Regions from separate parts of the Homo sapiens genome. Here region 1 is linked to region 2. The links are chromatin contacts, found by Hi-C in ENCODE. All regions are on one chromosome and are shown on one strand. Each heading gives the region's core, a stretch centred on a gene start or an enhancer-like site at or near the end of the contact. The rest is flanking DNA. Distances are from core to core; before and after follow the strand shown. Region 1 has its middle 64 kb from the start of FRMD3-AS1. Region 2 holds the start of FRMD3-AS1 (FRMD3 antisense RNA 1).

Region 1 (4,298 bases), core at 1,553-4,052, 65 kb after region 2:
AGAATATGTAGACAGTAGATTACTACTTGTAGAACTGCTAAGTCCCTATTTTATGCATACTTTCACGCACACTAACCTATCACTTACGTTTCCCACAGATCTTAGTTTTGGCTACCTGCATCTTTGTGTGTCTTGCGGGCCATTTTGGCATTACACAGTACAACTGGCTGACTGTAGAAGTAGCTTCCAGTAGTTTTCCTAGAATTAGCTCTCACCAGAAAGAGTTAGCCATCTCCTGTATCTAGGACTTTAAAAAATAAACTAGCAAGTATCCTCCATGCTGTCCTTGAGAAAGAAGCACTAGTTATATTTCATCTGGAAAGTGTTGGGGAAAGAGAGATGAATTATTTAAAATGTATCCATGTGTTACAGTGAAAACTGTTTATCACCATGCATCTTACACATTACTAGACAAAATCATGACAGAACCATGAAGTACAAAGTGGAGGTCTCACTAACCCATCCCAACTTAGCATAATTAAACTAAAAATGACAATGCTTTATTAAAGATGAGCAATCCAGGACTATCAGATGGGTTGCTGCTGAGACCATAGGCACAACCCAGAATTGTTCTGTGCAAGCCAGGAAGGTTCTGGATAAACTGGGATGGATGATTATCCCACTGTTAGTTAAGTGAAGGTAGTCAAAGAGGCAGTTATATAAATGAGTGTGGAATCCCTGGGAGGTGCCTGTTCCAGATCTACAAATTTTGGAGTCATCAGTAAGTTGATCATATTTAAAATCATAAGATTGGATGGGGCCACTAAAGGGAGTGAGTGTAATTAGGAAAGAAGAGGGGTTGAAGATCTATGCCCTGGGCATTCCACCACTGGTAGGGTAAAGAACATGAGGAACCAGCAACAGAGACTGAAAGCTGGAACTGGAACTCCAATTACAGAGTGTCCCTTTATCAGGTAGCAAACAGTGCTCATACTTCAGAGAACCAGAATATTCATTGAGTGCTTGTTATCTGCTAGGAGCTTTCACATTTTTGTGGAATTCCTGAAGAAGAGGTTGAAATTAAATGACCATGGGCTTGAGGAGGGAACACAAACTCCAGATGCAGGTCAATATAAGATCAGAGAGAAGAGTATGTGTGTGCCAGATGGAAGAAGGCAGGCCTCTTCTAAAGAAATTTTTTAGAATAATTTTTGTAATTGTGTGAGACAAGGAAATTATCTCTTTGGACCAGATATGATGCATGGGCCATAAGTTTGTGACATCTGCTGTCTATAAAGTCTTCAAAAGAGATATTATTCTTATGTTTTCAGTCAGGGTAAAGGAATCCCAGGGCCATATAACTATTAAGTGACAGATCCTGGGATGGAAACTTGAGTCTGCTGACTGAGAGCTGGTGTTCTTTTTATTGCACCAAACTGCTGTCCTGGAATTTCTGAAACCAAATCATGCTGGCAGTTGACTGCTGAATCTAAGCACCACTTTGGCTCTGTCTTGTATGACTGTTGCAGTGAACAGATAAAATGGAGAAAATTATGTTTTGTTTGTTCCAGAATATTCTCATTAGTACTTTTATAGTTCCACCTCAACCCATTCAAGCTCTAAATGGAAAATGAGGAAGCTTTGTGTATTTTTCACCAGAAGTCCCTTGTCTTTGAAGTCTGAAGGAAGTGTAGGGAACCCAATGATATGGTTTGGCTGTGTCCTCACCCAAATCTCATCTTGAACTGTAGCTCTCATAATTCCCATGTGTTGTGGGAGGGACCCGGTGGGAGATAATTTAATCATGGGGGCGGTTTCCCCCATACTGTTCTCATGGTAGTGAATACATCTCACAACATCTGATGGTTTTATAGGGGGAAATCCATTTTGCTTGGTTCTCATTCTCTCTTGTCTGCTGCCATGTAAGGCATGCCTTTCACCTTCTGCCATGATTGTGAGGCCTCCCTGGCCTCATGGAACTGTGAGTCCATTAAACCTCTTTTTCTTTATAGATTACCCAGTCTTGGGTATGTCTTCATCAGCAGCATGAAAATGGACTAATACACCCAAACACAGATAGAAGAAGGGTCACAGAGCATCCAGGTATTCTAAAGGCCTTAAAATGTATTTATGGCCCTGTAACCTGACTTGGGAATTGAACGGCTCCAAAATGCTGCCCATTGTTCTTGGACTCAGCTGCCTTTGCCTTTTATTCCTTTCTGGTTTACCTCTGGATTCAGGCTGCCTGTTTGTACTGGGTGACATAAGTGTTCTCCCTTGGCTGTGCCTCTTGTTTTTCTTACTAACCCACAAGAGGTGGTGGGAAGAAGGTTAGCTCTGACTCAGCAGGCTGGTAGATGAGGCTAGACTTTGCTACCTCCTTTCGGTGTGATCTTGGGGCAAGCCACACAGAATTTCTGGGCCTCCTTTTTTCATTCTAAAGTAGGAGTGAAAATACCTTCCTCCATTATTTCCTTAGATAGTTGTGAACCCACAGTAAAGTGTTAGTTATTTCACCTACATGAGAACACTTTATTAATGCAATGAGGCAAGGATTCTTATTTTAAAAGCAAGCAGGAAGAAAATAGTATGCCAATGCAAAGACAGAAAAAGGCAGGCTTTAGAAAAATTGGATTGTGAGCAAGGATATCACCATGGGGTAGAAAGAGAGATGGCCAACCTAGGTAGAGAACTTGTGGAAATCATGCTCTGACTCTTTGTGCTTTAGAAGTTCCTGACTTTTGAGTGTTTCAAAGGCCATCAGGTGCACTCAGGAAGTGGGAACACAGGGTCAGGGCAGAGAAGGGGAGGAGACTAGCTTCTTGCCCAGCTGTGAGTTTTCTCACTGTGACTCATGCAGAGAGAAATCTAGTATTCAGAAGTGACTGGCCTGTCTGAAATTACATGACTGAAAATAAGGACTGTGGATGGTACTTTCAGTGCTGGGAAGAAAGGGTTCTAGAAAGGTTTGAACTTTCAAATGAGACCTTACGGTCAAATAGATAAAGCAAAGAGGCCAAAGGAGGGTGCCAGCCAGTCAATTTGCAGAAGACTGTGTAGTTCACAGGGCTTTCCACATCGCTTCTGTCCTTTCCTCCTGACAGTGACACTATACAAACCAGGCAGGTATTGTCCTCATTTTTAAACTAAGGAATCTGAACCCCATTGATGCAAAGACCTGGTAAGTGGCAGAATGTACACTAGAACTTGGGTCTGCTATCTTAATTTACTCTTTACTTTCCAGCTATCTGGAGTCTGTATTTGCCAACGCCCAGACAAGTTAAGCAACTTCTGAAAGGTCACACAGCAGTTAGTAGCAGAACCAGGGCTCAACCAGATGTTGAGACGCTATACGCTATGCATTCTCCACTATTCCATGCAGCCTGTCAAGTGGGTGGTGGAAATGTTGTTTGACAACTGTCAGGTACTCAGCATGGCTGGGAGAAATATCCTGACCTCAGTGAGATGACATTCCATGGCAGTAGGTGACACACTTGAGCCTATCATATGGGCTGCCAGGGAACGTGCCACACAGTCCTCACTATATGGCTAGGCGAAGCTTGTGGAGTTTTATCTTTTTGTTTCCCTTCTTAAGGCTCCCTTGGTACTGAGGACTAGAAAAGAACATCCAAAGAAGAGAGGCGTTAAACAGCCTTGTGCAACAGGTCTGGTATGAGAACTCTACTGGCAGGGGGTGGCATTTGTAAGTCTTTGACAAGTAGCTGAATTACTGGGTTGGAGAAGAAATGCTGTAACTTCCAGGAAGGAAAGAAGGCAGCTCAGGGTCGCCATGATGGAGAAACAAAGGAAAAGGGGCTCAGATAACTTTCTATTGATGTAGATCTTTTCTGAAGTTTTGATAGCATTAGAGAAGGTCTTCTTAAACTCAGCGACAATTTTTTAGGGTTTTGGGCAATATAAATGGTGGGCTCCTTTGAATGTGCAAGGAACAAGAAATTTCATATAAGCAGTAACATATTAAAATGAAAAAGTGTGTTTAATCAGATATATACCATTTAATAAGTGCCTTGTGGAGAGAGCAATATGTCCTAAACTAAGAGAGGGAGAGTGAAACTGAGAGTGAGAACAAGAGAGAGAAAGAGAAAATATGAATATACATGGTGTATAAGGGAAGTGGTGATGTTAATAATGTATCTTTTAAGAGAAAGAATCGATGGGACCAGCTAAACTATGTCTTAACTAAAATCATTATGGCTGAGTTGAAATTTATCAAACATTTCTAATTCCTACTATATTTTATATTATATAGAAATATATGCAAAAACAAGTTTTCCGAAGTGGTCCTTCATGGCAAAATTAAGCAGCACAGAGTATTTTATTAAGGCAGAGTAGAAGAC
Region 2 (4,618 bases), core at 1,927-4,426:
AAATTGCCACAGCTGCTCCAACTTCTAGCAACCACCACTCTGATAATTAGTTAGCCATCAATATTGTGGCAAGACCCTCCACCAGCAAAAAGATTATGACTCACTGAAAGCTCAGATGATCATTAGCATTTTTTAGCAAGAAATTACCTTTAAATTAAAGTATGTACTTTTTTTAAGACATAATGCTATTGCACACTTAAAAAAACTACAGTATCATGTAAATGTAACTTTTATATGCACTGGGGAACCATAACATTTGTGTGACTTGCTTTATTGTGACGGTCACTTTATTGCAGTGGTCTGGAACCTGAACCCACAACATCTTTGAGATATGTCTGTATTTGCAACTGAACTTCTAGCAAAACGAATTTCACAATTTTTCCTGACCATATATCTTTCAAAGAAGGATTATCCCCTGCCCATCATCAGAAGACGATACTGGGGACTTTCTTCTGCTCACTATTTGAGAGCAGACTACCCACTACTCTCACTCTTCATGAATTACTCAAGTGACCATGAAAACAAAATCAGTTCTTCCAGAGCCCCTGCTGGCTGCCCTGCTACTGGGCTTGGGTTCTTCACTGTACTATACTAAAGATTTGGCTCCAAATACCAGTGCTATCACTTCCTGGCTATGTGAGCTTGAAGGTGGCATTTGACTAATTCATGAATGTCAGTTTTGTTGCTTGTAAAGTGGGGATAACCGTATCCATTTGAGACAGCAATTTTGAGAATTAAATAATGTTGAGCATCTGAAACATAATGTAAGTTTGTCCTCCCTGCCAAATTAATTCTTTATCTACTCTGTTTCAAAAGGCTTCTCCCATCCCCCTCTTGAGGAAGACAGCCCAAAACTATTTTGCCACTTTGAAAAACCAGACGTGTCCAACAGCTGTCTACCATTCTACCTTACGGAGACCTCTTGGGGAGGTCATTGGTGTTCCAGTTTAGTGTTTTCCAAAGTATGTTCTGTGGAATAGTTGCTCTGCAAGTCATTGTACAAAAAAGTTTCACAGGAAATAAATGTGAGAAATGCTGTAAGTATAACTTTAACTTGAAGAGTCACAATATATATTTGCTTTCTAAAATTTCTGAAAAAAAGTCCTGCAGTAAAGAAATACATTTAATCAAGTATTTTACACACTTATTTGACCATGGGTCTCTTTCTTATGTAAAATGACATTTATTATCCCAAAGGATATACTGTGGTCTGCTCACTTGGCCCTAACCTTCTCAGCCCTTTCACCTCCTTTTAGCAATAATTCATGATTTGGAAGTTTGAATTGGAGGAAGTGCATTCTACGTGATGTAGAAAAAGCTGCTCTTATTTTATGTTGCTAAAATAGAGGTCATAAGCTGACAGAATGGACTCTTTGTGGTAATAAGATACCAAATTATAAACAAGACCTAAGGTGGTAGTAGGCAAGGGTTAAGTCCTACAGCCCCTACAGTTAAAGAATAAACTATTTTCTAACTGCCTCAAGGTTTTTCTTTTTCTCTATCAGCAAAACAAGCACTGGTCTCCAGATAAGCAATATTGAAACAATTGCAGCTCACTAACCACCAAACACTGACTAACTGACCTCGTGCTCCACAAGGCATAACTACAGCTCTGACTGGACAAGAGACTGATTTCAGTAACTTTCTTCTAAGAGACCACAGACCGGTTCTGGCTGATTCATAGAGGCTGAGCGTTGATTACTTTCATGTCCCTGCTTCACCTTTTAATGTGTGTGGCCTAAATTTGACTGTATCTTAATGTTGTCTCCACCCCAAAGTGAACATGTGTTGTATGTTACATACATGTTCATTCTGTGCATATGTATTGACTCATAAATATTCATAAGATTCTCCTATAACCTACTGAATATGTATGTATAGCTAATTTCCTTGGGCATAAATCTCAACCTCTCCCTTTTATCCTCTGAAGTGCCTGCTATTGGTCTCTGCCAGAGGCTAGCTTCTACCTGTCATGATGGCCACCCTGCAAGCTGCAACTCGTTATAAGAAATAAAGTCTCCTCTCCAAATTTAAGATCTCATGATTTTAAGCTGACAATGCCTATACATGAAATAACAGAAGTCAGACCTATAAACAGGTTATCAAAATAAGGTACAGTAAATGCATGAGGTACTAGAGACCCATAGATTATCCCACTCTATTGAGCTGAGCGTCCCGTAAACCTCTAAGACAGGCTATGCAGATACGACAGGTCCTGATTTTATAGTCATTGAAGCTATGGCGATCCCCATTAGCGCAGAAGCGAGTCCTCTCTCACCACCACGCTGCCTCCTGAAGGTGGTCAGGTGAGGCTCATAGTTACTCAGTGTGCAGCCAAGGCTAACGCTTGGCTCCATCAATCCTGAAGTCCCACCTGATTGCCCAATGAAAGATAAAGCTCGGGGGGGCTGAGAAATAATACACGTGAACTGAAGGGCAGTGTAATGTTCCCCTCAAGGGGAACATTATTGCTTTACAAGCGTGGATTCTTTGTTCTGAACCCTAACTGTAAACTAGGAATTGGGGCTGAGAGCTTCTTCCATTTACAGCCCTAGGCTCTGCTCTGCATCCAAGCTCCGCTTCCTAGAAGTGCTGCTTATATTATTAACCAGGCTGCAGCCGGAATTAGCCAGAAACCACACTGTCGGCTCTGCTTTGCGGAAGGAATAGGAGCGAAGGACGAGGCTGCCCCCCAGTGGGAAACCCACAAGAAGCAGCGACGCTTCCAATCAGCTCACAACTTTCAGTATTGCAAGGAGAGGAATGGGCTCCGCATTTCCAGCTCCAAGCACTCCATTTCAGAGCCGCTGGGGAGGATTTTGGGGTGCAAATTCTTTTACCATTACGGGGTAGTGGTATGGCGTTGAGAAATAAGAATAGGCGAACCTCGTATCTACCAATCTCCCAACTCTATAAACGGCCCCTGGTTAAATCCAGATTCCGGATCCTGGCTGGGAGATTTTGATTTAGCAGGGCAGGAGTGGGAAACTAGGGAGGGTTTGGGTTTTAAATCAGCGTAATTCTGATCATCTGGCAAATTTGAATATTCTGCGCTGGGAGGCGACTTTCTGCTTCACTTTCCCAGAACCCGGGCAGGGGTCAAGCCCTTGCGAGTCAAGGGAACCCAGGAGTTGCTCTCTTACCTTTGTATTCCCGCAGCCTCCAACTGCAACTCCGGCGTCGCCCGGGCAGCCCGACCCAGCCAACCTGCCCAGGATCCGCCCATCCGCCGCGATTTCCATGGCGACCGATGGCGCCGCCTTCCGCAGCCTTAGGGCGGGGTAAGCGGGGGACCTAACTCTCTGTCCAGGCACTCAGTGCCCGACCTGCAAGTGGGGACGGAATTCTCGTCCAGGACAGTCAGGCTAAGAAGTAACTTTTATTATTATTATTATTTATTACTTTGAGTACTTCTTGCGCCCATTATTAAAAATTAAGTGTTTCTTTTTTGTTTTTGTTTGGTTCGGTGGGTAGAATATATGTGACATGTTTTTCTAGGATTTTCTTCTTAACATTTTATCTTCAGATTCAAATGCTTTGGACAGACTCACCGACTGCCCGGCTGAGAGAATCTGTGAGGTCTACCTGCCTAGCAATTTGCCTTTGCACGGTCCTCCTGTGAGGAGTGAGGACACACAGGTATGTGGCTTCTGTAAATGTCCACGCTGGGATAGTTCCCAGACCGTCGACTTTCTGTCCCTTTCTTGACTGTCCAGTCTCACCTTTCTCTCAAACACTGCTGCTTCAGCCGAATCCAGATGTGGGAGGCCAGGTTCTCAGGTGGCCTGGTGGGAATGCAAGGGCGGTGCTCTCAGAAACATCTGGGGGCGAGCTTGCCACTCAGAAGCAGGGAAAACTGTTTCAGCTTTCTTTATGAGAGAGACACACCTGGCTGGAGGTGCTGGTTTTTCTGCTTGACAACCCTGAGGCCTGGGCATACCTCAGAGGTGCTTCAGGTAGCTTGGTCAGCATGTTTCAGCTAGTCAGGTCCTACCCCCACGGTCTGTGGGCTTTTAGTTTTGGAGTGGGTATGATGGAGTCCTAGGACCCTGGATGACCTCACATTCAGGGTGCTTTCTTGGGGGCAGTTTGGCTGTTCAAGCTGGCTGGAGGCCAAATGGAAATCTAGACATCTCAGAAAACTGGTTGATATGCTGGGTTAGTGAGGATGAGGGAGGGGAGTGTTGTTTTACTTTTCACAGTAACCCAAAAGAGTTACCATCTATTACTATCTCCATTTTGTAGAAGAGGAAAGGGAGGCGCAGAGAATTTCAGAAACTCCCAGGATCTGGCTTCCACGTGCACACTTGGTACTTTGAATTTAGCTTAATTTTCTTTTTCCCTAATGGAGTGTTTATTCATGCTACCTTTCACCCACTCCTATTAATCTAGCCAAATTCATTCACTCATTTATCAGTAAGCTGTTTCATTTCTGCCCCCTCCCCTGTCACTGTAGTTCCACAGGACCAGAGACAACCACATGTGTTTTATGAAGTTATGTATCTGGCATGCAATTAGGCTCCAAGGAAAGTTTGATGAATGGATAAAGAGCAAAAGACAGTGAGTGCCTCAGAGTTTTTGCATTTATTGGATAAATTAGGAGGAGAAGGAAACATAA

The links. A loop is a pair of places that touch in the nucleus more often than their neighbours do. Pooled maps may share reads with other maps.
Region 1: a loop to region 2 is called in a map with no recorded cell type, with 9 times the contacts of the local background. The contact joins the enhancer-like site here to the promoter of FRMD3-AS1 in region 2. A Hi-C loop is called at or near these places in 1 of 168 maps with a recorded cell type or tissue (mammary epithelial cell), 7 of 37 single-sample maps with no recorded cell type and 5 of 50 pooled maps.

Annotation. Positions count from the first base shown.
Region 1 is chr9:83,152,980-83,157,277 of GRCh38, reverse strand. It overlaps a transcript of RASEF not described here. Among named protein-coding and RNA genes, the nearest start is that of FRMD3-AS1, 64 kb to the left of the region's middle. Within about 2 kb of position 2,802, at least 5 of the 41 ENCODE cell types and tissues checked have a DNase peak (open chromatin) inside an H3K27ac peak, as active enhancers do; they include mammary epithelial cell, where a contact is called at or near this core.
Region 2 is chr9:83,217,903-83,222,520 of GRCh38, reverse strand. It overlaps FRMD3-AS1 (FRMD3 antisense RNA 1), which reads right to left and starts at 3,176. Exons shown (of 3, transcript NR_184120.1): 1 at 3,144-3,176. It also overlaps a transcript of RASEF not described here.